Linked DNA regions of Homo sapiens: regions 1 and 2 are each linked to region 3. A link is a contact called in ENCODE Hi-C or POLR2A ChIA-PET data. All regions are on one chromosome and are shown on one strand. Each heading gives the region's core, a stretch centred on a gene start or an enhancer-like site at or near the end of the contact. The rest is flanking DNA. Distances are from core to core; before and after follow the strand shown. Region 1 overlaps FOXP1 (forkhead box P1). Region 2 overlaps FOXP1 (forkhead box P1). Region 3 overlaps FOXP1 (forkhead box P1).

The links. A loop is a pair of places that touch in the nucleus more often than their neighbours do. ChIA-PET counts read pairs that join two places held with the same protein, here RNA polymerase II (POLR2A). Pooled maps may share reads with other maps.
Region 1: a loop to region 3 is called in a map of CD8-positive, alpha-beta T cell, with 8 times the contacts of the local background. The contact joins two enhancer-like sites. A Hi-C loop is called at or near these places in 5 of 168 maps with a recorded cell type or tissue (CD4-positive, alpha-beta T cell, CD8-positive, alpha-beta T cell and naive thymus-derived CD4-positive, alpha-beta T cell) and 7 of 50 pooled maps. POLR2A ChIA-PET finds 5 or more read pairs at or near these places in 13 of 52 experiments (CD4-positive, alpha-beta T cell, CD4-positive, alpha-beta memory T cell, MCF 10A and 8 more).
Region 2: POLR2A ChIA-PET joins it to region 3 with 10 read pairs in common myeloid progenitor, CD34-positive. The contact joins two enhancer-like sites. A Hi-C loop is called at or near these places in 2 of 168 maps with a recorded cell type or tissue (aorta and mammary epithelial cell) and 1 of 50 pooled maps. POLR2A ChIA-PET finds 5 or more read pairs at or near these places in 4 of 52 experiments (A673, activated CD8-positive, alpha-beta memory T cell, activated naive CD4-positive, alpha-beta T cell and 1 more).

The regions. Positions count from the first base shown.
Region 1 is chr3:71,495,044-71,497,743 of GRCh38, reverse strand. The region is part of intron 2 of FOXP1 (forkhead box P1); the gene reads left to right. Among named protein-coding and RNA genes, the nearest start is that of MIR1284, 46 kb to the left of the region's middle. RefSeq lists an enhancer at 1-295. Within about 2 kb of position 1,348, at least 10 of the 41 ENCODE cell types and tissues checked have a DNase peak (open chromatin) inside an H3K27ac peak, as active enhancers do; they include CD4-positive, alpha-beta T cell and CD8-positive, alpha-beta T cell, where a contact is called at or near this core.
Region 2 is chr3:71,256,960-71,259,659 of GRCh38, reverse strand. The region is part of intron 5 of FOXP1 (forkhead box P1); the gene reads left to right. Among named protein-coding and RNA genes, the nearest start is that of FOXP1-AS1, 31 kb to the left of the region's middle. Within about 2 kb of position 1,444, at least 2 of the 41 ENCODE cell types and tissues checked have a DNase peak (open chromatin) inside an H3K27ac peak, as active enhancers do.
Region 3 is chr3:71,371,333-71,374,032 of GRCh38, reverse strand. The region is part of intron 3 of FOXP1 (forkhead box P1); the gene reads left to right. Among named protein-coding and RNA genes, the nearest start is that of FOXP1-AS1, 83 kb to the right of the region's middle. Within about 2 kb of position 1,437, at least 2 of the 41 ENCODE cell types and tissues checked have a DNase peak (open chromatin) inside an H3K27ac peak, as active enhancers do; they include CD4-positive, alpha-beta T cell and CD8-positive, alpha-beta T cell, where a contact is called at or near this core.

The DNA of each region.
Region 1 (2,700 bases), core at 99-2,598, 120 kb before region 3:
GGATGAGCCCCTGGGGGTTCACTGAATAATTCCTTCCCCTAAAGTAGTCAGAGAGCAATGCAGTGTTCTTCAGATCTTTATCAGAGTTACCTGGGGTATCTGTTGGGTAGAACAGCAGATTCCTGGAACTTGTTTAAGAATCTCTGGACTATGGAGGGTGGGAACTTGGGCTTCAAGCTGGTGCCTCCCTGCACACTCACATTTGCAGTCCATGGCCTTGGTGATTGATATTGCTACAGTGTAAATACCGTGAGCTGGGGTAGAAAGCAAGTGGGGGTACTGCTACATTTTAAAAAAATGTTTGAGACTTGCACATTGTTTGTTAGTGCATTTACTTTTCACTTACTCTACTTCACAAGTTGGCTGTTCCCTACCTTCTTAAATCAAAAAACTTTCTCCTGGAAATTGTTTCTTTTTGGTCTGAAGTAAGTCTTTTAGAATGTCCTTATAGAGAGGTGATAAACTTCTGTTTGTTTGAAAAAGCTTCTATTTCACCCTCAGCTTTAAGAGATAGTTTTTCTAGTTATACAATTCTACGTAGGCGGGTGGGGGTTTCTGTCATTTTTTTCTTTTCTTTTTTGTTTTTGCCTCTGTACTGTGGAAAGGATAATTTATTTGGGTATCTATCTTCTGGTATTTTTAAAAATTTCAGTTGCTGTATTTTTTTATGTCTAGAGTTCAGAACAGTTAAGTATTTTAGTTAGCTATGGGGTTCCATGAAGATGGAATTCAGTCCTGTGACTGTTGAATTCTTAACAACACACACACACACACACACACACTTCCACACACCACAGTGGTGATTCACCCTTTATTTTTAGATATGCCTGGTTACTTTAAAATATTAGAAGTCAAATAAGACAGCACTAATGACCATACACATAGAGCATTGTTTTTTTTTGTCTTTTTGTTGTTGTTGTTTGTTTCTTTTGTTTTTTTAGACAGAGTCTTGCTCTGTCGCCAGGCTGGAGTGCATTGGCGCAATCTCAGCTCACTGCAACTTCCGACTCCCTGGATCAAGCGATTCTTCTGCCTCAGCCTCCCTAGTAGCTGGCGTCACCATACCCAGCTAATTTTTGTATTTTTAGTAGAGAGGGATTTTCACCATGTTGGCCAGTGTGGTCTTGATCTCCTGACCTCGTGATCCGCCCGCCTCGGCCTCCCAAAGTGCTGGGATTACAGGCGTGAGCCACTGTGGCCGGCCACATAGAGTATTGTTTAACCGATTTATGTCTTAGCTAGAAAGCTGCTACTCACTCCAGTCCGAATGAAAACGAAACTCCCACAGGAAACCTCCACCAGCCCTCTCCTCATGGCTGATCTTTGCTGTTGACTTGCCTACTCCTCACCCCCAAGCCTTCGAGTATGATATTCTGACCTGTGAAATGCGTTTTCCACCCAATCTTCCAATTCCTCCCAAAACCTCAAGATAATGAATTCTTCTAGAAAGCTCTTATCTGCCCAGACACCTACTGTGCTTTTCTGTGTCACCCGTACTGCTTCTCTGTGCTTCTGAATCACTCTGGAATCATAAAACTGGAGACAGTGCATGACCTCATCCATCCTTTGCTACAGGGATTGCAACATGTTTGTTTTGTTTAAATATAACTTATTTAAAAAGTTAGCTGCCATCTTTGAAAAATTCTGGAATTTTACTAAATAGAAATCTAGATTACTGCCTTTATTTGTAGAATTGAAAGCTCTTGAGGTTCTTGAGGGTATGTGCCCATGTGGCAGTAATTGGAGGGGGAAGTACAATGGCTTCCCCCTTGAAGCTGATAAAGTGAGGATTTCTCAGCTTGCCACATTCCTTCCCTCTCCCTGTTACCTTACACCTGGCCTTCCTCGCTCATTTGCATTACCTGCCTGTTACAAAATGTGGCCCATGATTGTTAGTACCAGCATGGTCAGGTAGTGCCAAAATTCACTTGAGCAAGCCTGAGTCAGAAGGGTATATCACAAAAACTCAGGACTTTTATATTAGGGTATTGGCTGGAAAATATAGAGTTCCCATGGGCACAAGCTTTATAGAGTTGAGTCAGGCTGCTAAAACTCCCTGTGCCTCAGTTTTCTTATCCACATATTGAGTTTAAAATAATAATATCTGCTAAGAACTTTGTTGTAAGAATAGAATGAAATAATGATTATAAAAGACTTAAAACAATACCCAGTACATAATGAGTTTTCAACAAATGGCAATTATATTTTTAGAGAGTACCGAAAAGTTACTTCTTTCAGTTGTTGATTCATTTATTCACTCAAAAGATACATATTGAGTACTTGCTATGAGCTGGGCATTTTTCTGAAATTTTGGAGCATTGCGATGAAAAGAAATAGTTCTTTTATCTAATTGAGCTTATATTCTAGTGGGGAAGACAAATGAGCAAATAGATCAGGGCGAAAGCTCTGAAGTAAGCACATAGGATGATATAATTGAGACTAACTTGGAACCTAACTTAAGTAGGTGGGCAGGACAAGCTTTTTGAAGTGGCCTTTGTCCCTAAGTCCCAGTACTGAGAAGGGACCAGTTGTGTAAAGAATGGGCTCATGGCATCTTGGGAAGCTGAGATAGCAAGTGCACCAGCCCTGAGATGGGAAGACACTTGCCTTGCTTGAAACAAAAGGAGGACCACTGTATCTACATTGATTATAGTTTGGGATTGGGTTGGTAGTTAAGGCAGCGTCAGAGAAGTAGAAAGT
Region 2 (2,700 bases), core at 195-2,694, 110 kb after region 3:
CTTTTTCTTCTTATCATTACTCATCACAAACCATCTAGTTCGTCTATGAAAAATCAGTCGATTGGGGTCGTCTCCCTTTACCAGACGCCCATAGGGTTTAGTTTTCTTCCAACACAGGGATCATAGACTTAGGAAGTGAGTCATTTGGGACATTGGTACTCATTTTTCACTATCCTTGGTGGACAATAAGAAAAATAATAGGAATGATAGGAGGTAATATTTACCAAACACTTTGTATGTGCCAGTTCAGCAAACCATTCTGAATCCTTTACGCATGTCTTCTCTTTTCATCTTCATGATAACCTTACAAAGATATACTGCAGCTGACACTATTTTCTAGGTCATAAAACTAAGACACAGAGAGGTGAAGTGAGCTCTGCAAGGTCACACTGTAGCTTGTCTGTGCTTTAAGCTTGGGCTCTTCTGGGTTCTGTTAGAAGCCTTTGGTTGCCGTGCCCACTCATGCCCATGGGGCAGCCCATCCCATTCTTTACTTCTTTTTTCTTTTTTTTTCTGAGACACAGTCTTAGCTCTGTCACCCAGGTTGGAGTGCAGTGGCACGATCTCAGCTCACTGCACCTCTGCCTCCCAGGTTCAAGCAATTCTCCTGCCTCCGCCTCCTGAGTCACTGGGACTACAGGCGCATGCCACCATGCCCAGCTAATTTTTTGTATTTTTAGTAGAGAAGGGGTTTCACTGTATTAGCCAGGGTAGTCTCGATCTCCTGACCTCGTGATCCGGCTGTCTGGGACTCCCACAGTGCTGGGATTACAGGCATGAGCCACTGTACCCGGCCTCAGCCCATCCCATTCTTAGGGCTACTGTCAAAGGTTTCTCTGCGGTCAACATTGACTTTGTTAATATTATCAGTGATAGTCCTAGACACAGAATTGCTTCAGTTCAAAAAGATAGGTTCCCACACTTAAAGCCTTAAGCAAAGCTCTCTCTTCTCCATTCCCCTCCTACATCCTTCCAATTGCCACACACTGTTTATTTGACCTCTGAAGTCTCTCCTGCTTTCTGCCCTTCCTGTCCTTGCCTTCCTGCCTGTAGAATGAAGACTTGGCTCCTTAGCATTGCCTTCAAAGCTCTTCATCCCCTGGCCCCAGTCTCTGTGTCTTCTAGAAGTTCCTCCAGCCTAGCTTTCCACAAAATATCTGGGTGTCACCTAAGGGACTGGCCCTCTGCTGGGAGTTCAGGATTGACACAGGAATGCTCACAGAGCTTATACCAGACCCCTTATTCTGCCCTTTGTTTGCCCTACCCTTGAACTTCTATAGCTCCTGTTACTGCTTCCTTCAGTGTTGGATGCCAATCCTCTGTCTTTTTTTTCCTCCTCTCCTACCTATTAACATCCTACTCATCCTTCAAGGCTTGGCTCAAATATGACTTCTATGAAGCCTTTTCAATTGAACCCAGCCTGTGTGACTCACTCTTTTGTCTGGGCTCCCACAAGTGTGTGTTTGTATTTCATTATAACCTTTGTTCAAGTCTGCTCTGTATTTTAGTGGGTTCTTTTCAGATTCGAAAGCCACAAATTCTTGCCTGAAGGTAAGAACCTATTTAATTTATTTTTGTGTGCCCAGAGCATACTATGTAGATATTCGTAGGCGCTCCGTGGATGTTATTAAGCGCAGTAATAACAATTACCATTTTGTTGAGGGCCTACTGTGCATCAGGACTGCGAGGTATTTTGTGTTCACTGTCATGTTTGCTCCTGCCAAGTAGCTTATGAGTGAGTTCTAGCTGTGATTGTTACCCCCATTTTACAGATGAGAAAACTTAGGTCCAGAAAGATGATGTGTCTTGTTTGGGTCACATAGCTGGTAAGTGGAAGTGCAGACATTTGCACACAGGTCTGCATGCTTCTAAAAGTCCATGTTGTTTTCACCACAATGCCTGAGAAATACATTATAATGATTTGCTGTGGCCCCTGGAAATCCAGATTAAGAGTCCTGAGTCCTTTAAGAAATACTCCCGTGGCTCCATTTCTTTTTCTTTCTGCATCCTGGAAATTTCCTCCTTTTAGTCACCTCCTCTTTTTACCCATTCTGCATTTTTTTTTTTTTTTTTTGAGATGGAGTTTTACTCTTGTTGCCCAGGCTGGAATGCAATGGCATGATCTCAACTCACTGCAACCTCCGCCTCCTGGGTTCAAGCAATTCTCCCACTTCAACCTCCCAAGTAGCTGGGATTACAGGGGCCTGCCACCACCCTCGGCTATTTTTTATTTTTTTTATTTTTAGTAGAGATGGGGTTTCACCGTGTTGGCCAGGCTGGTCTCGAAACTTCTGACCTTAGGTGATCTGCCCATCTCGGCCTCCCAAAGTGTTGGGATTACAGGCGTGAGCCACCATGCCTGGTCCCATTCTGCGTTTTTTAAATATTGCCAAAACTGTGTTGCAAAGAACTAGTAAGAATATTCCTGACTTGCAGGTTCAGCCACTGGTCTTTCTTTAAGTGACTGTTAGCCAAATTTTTATAATTTAGGAGCACCCATAACAAAGAAGCACTATATCACAATATTGTGAATTATATTCAGCAAGAGTTCAATAAACTCAGCTTCCTCCCGTGAATCAGCATCAAGCATGGGCCTTCCCATCATACTGCTTGAGTTCTTTGGTCACAACTAACAGAGATTCCCTTTGGCCAACTTAAAGGTAATCCTTAAAAGAAGATATTGGATGAATAGCTGGTAGC
Region 3 (2,700 bases), core at 188-2,687:
AATTTACACACATTGCAGTGGTATTTTGCTACATTAATTACCTTACTTGTCAAGAGTAACAGGTAATTACTACATCAACTCACCCTCCTGCAGTATATAGAAACAGAACTTTATTTGAAAAGATTCAGCAAACCCCAGTGTATAGCCACTCCACACCTTTGTCTTTGCTACAAGAAGACAGCTGTCAGAGCATTTGTTTTATCATTAGCAGGGTAGAGGTGAGTTCACCCTTTTCTTTGTGTCTTTCCACCTAAGATGCGTGTCCAGAAACATTCATAGGCTCAACAAGCATGTGGACTAGCAAGAAACTTTGAGATGATCGAGTTCATTAAACCTTCTCCTGATAATGTGTTTCAGAGAGGGTGCATGACTTTTCCAAAGCCACACAAGAAGTAAATTAATGTCCAAACCAGGACTGGCACCAGTGTCACCTCACTATGCTGCTTTTTGTGAAGCTTAGTGCATTTTAATGATTTTTTTATAACTATAGAAAAATCATTTGGTATAGTATACTTTGAATATTCATTCACTTCATCCTCCTCACTTGAACTTCTAACCAATGCTTTGGCTGCCTTACAAAGAGTATTGATCCTATATTCTGTTGAACTGCCAGGTACAACTCATGTCATTTGGTTTCCTCTCCAGTGTACTAGTGTCAGCTTTTATGACAAGTTGTGTTAAAATTCTACTTTAACATGTTTTTTTTTTGTAAAGGCGAACATTTTGGAGCATATAGGATGCTCTTAGCAAAATCATGCAGCATTAACTCTCCTGGTTGCCATGGCATAGAAAGAAAAGATTTTGTCAGCTTTTAGGTGTGGTCCGGAATATACACAATGACATAATATGGGTGTACTATCTTAAAAGGCTTTGTCCCCTTTTTAGTCAAACACCTGTGACAAAATTACGAACTGTGGTTAACATAGAATACTTACAAGTGGTTTTTCGGAGTCGTCCAGGGTAGAGGAGCTCAGCGTGCAGACAATTTTAGTACCTACTTTTCTTCTTGCACCTGGCACTGGGAGTGAGTGACATTAAAAAGAAGTTCAAGAAGTCAAGAGTTAAGGATCCTACCTTTCAGACATTGTTTGAGATATTTTGTAGGGGGCAAGGTGGGCCTCTCAAGGGTCATTTACGACATAGAAGGGAGAATCTCTTCCAGTCCTCAACCCAAGTCAATTTCTGATGCCTGAATTCCAAGCCTAGATTCATCATTTCTGTAACTGATCTTGTCGTGTGCATTTGCAAATCACTCTGGCATTTATAACTTGTTACATTATAGCTTCGAGTGAGGTTTTCTTTTTTCTTAGCTTTTTATTCAATGGAAGGATAGCATGGTATATTTAGATTTAGTAATTCATCCATTCAACGCATATCTGCTGAGTGCCTGCTGTGTGACAGTCATTGTGCTGTAGATGGCAGGAGGAGGAGTGCATAGCAAGGCAGGAAACAGACCTTTGCCCTCTCGGCTTCTTTCTACTAGAGGGCAAACTCTATGACAGCTCCACCAGGAGAACTCTGTTCTCCTGGAGTTTGTCCTCTAGTATAAAGAAGCAGAGAGTGCAAGTGAAACGAAGGAACAAGATATCTGCGTGGAATGGGAGTTCACACAGGATACAGTGGAAAGCACAGACCTTGGGAAAGCCTGTCTAGCCAGGGAAGGCCTCTTGGAAAAGGTGACTTTCTATTTAAGACTTAAAGAATGATCCTCGGCCAGGCACAGTGGCTCACGCCTGTAATCTCAGCACGTTGGCAGGCTGAGACGGGCGGATCACCTCAAGTCAGGAGTTCGAGACCACCTTGACTAACAAGGCAAAACCCTGTCTCTACTAAAAGTACAAAAAAAAAAAAAATTAGCCAGGAATGGTGGTGCATGCTTGTAATCCCAGCTAATTGGGAGGCTGAGGCAGAAGAATCGCTTGAACCCTGGAGGCCGAGGTTGCAGTGAGCTGAGATCGTGCCACTGCACTCCAGCCTGGGTGACAGAGCAAGACTCCATCTCAAAAAAAAAAAAAGAAAGAAAGAAAAGACGAAAGAATGATCCTCATGTACAAAGAGCCAGGGGAAGAACCTTTCCTGCAGAGAATGAAGAGGGCTAAGCCTCAGAGTAAGGAATAAGCCGAGTGTGGTGTGGGGTCAGAAAGACCAGTGTGGCTCCATGTGGTTATTAGAGAAGGAGGTAGGGAGTGAGGATGGTGTGGGAGAGGTTAGGGGGTCAGCAGGACCCTGTATACCGGGGCGAAGGACTGGGTTTTGTTCTCTGCCATCTAGGCTGGAGTGCAGTGATGCAATTGTAGCTCCCCGCAGCCTCAAATTCCTGGGCTCAGATGATCCTCCCACCTCAGCCTCCCAAGCAGCTAGGACCACAGGTGGGTGTGCCACCATGCCTGCGTAATTTTTTAAATTTTTTATTGTAATGGAATCTTGCCGTGTTGCCCAGGCTGGTCACAAGCTCCTGGCTTCAAGCGATCTTCCTGCCTCAGGCTCACAAAATATTGGCATCACAGGCATGAGTCACTGCACCCAGCCTGGATTTTATTCTGAAATGGATGCGAAGCAGTTGGAGGCAGTGACTTCTGATTCAGGTGTGAGAACAAACCACGTGGACTGGGGAATGGATTGCGGTGTCAGGTGTGTTCTTGAGAGTAGGCTTCTTTGGGGGAGAGGCTGAGATTCTGGTTCCCTGAGGTTGAGCATGGA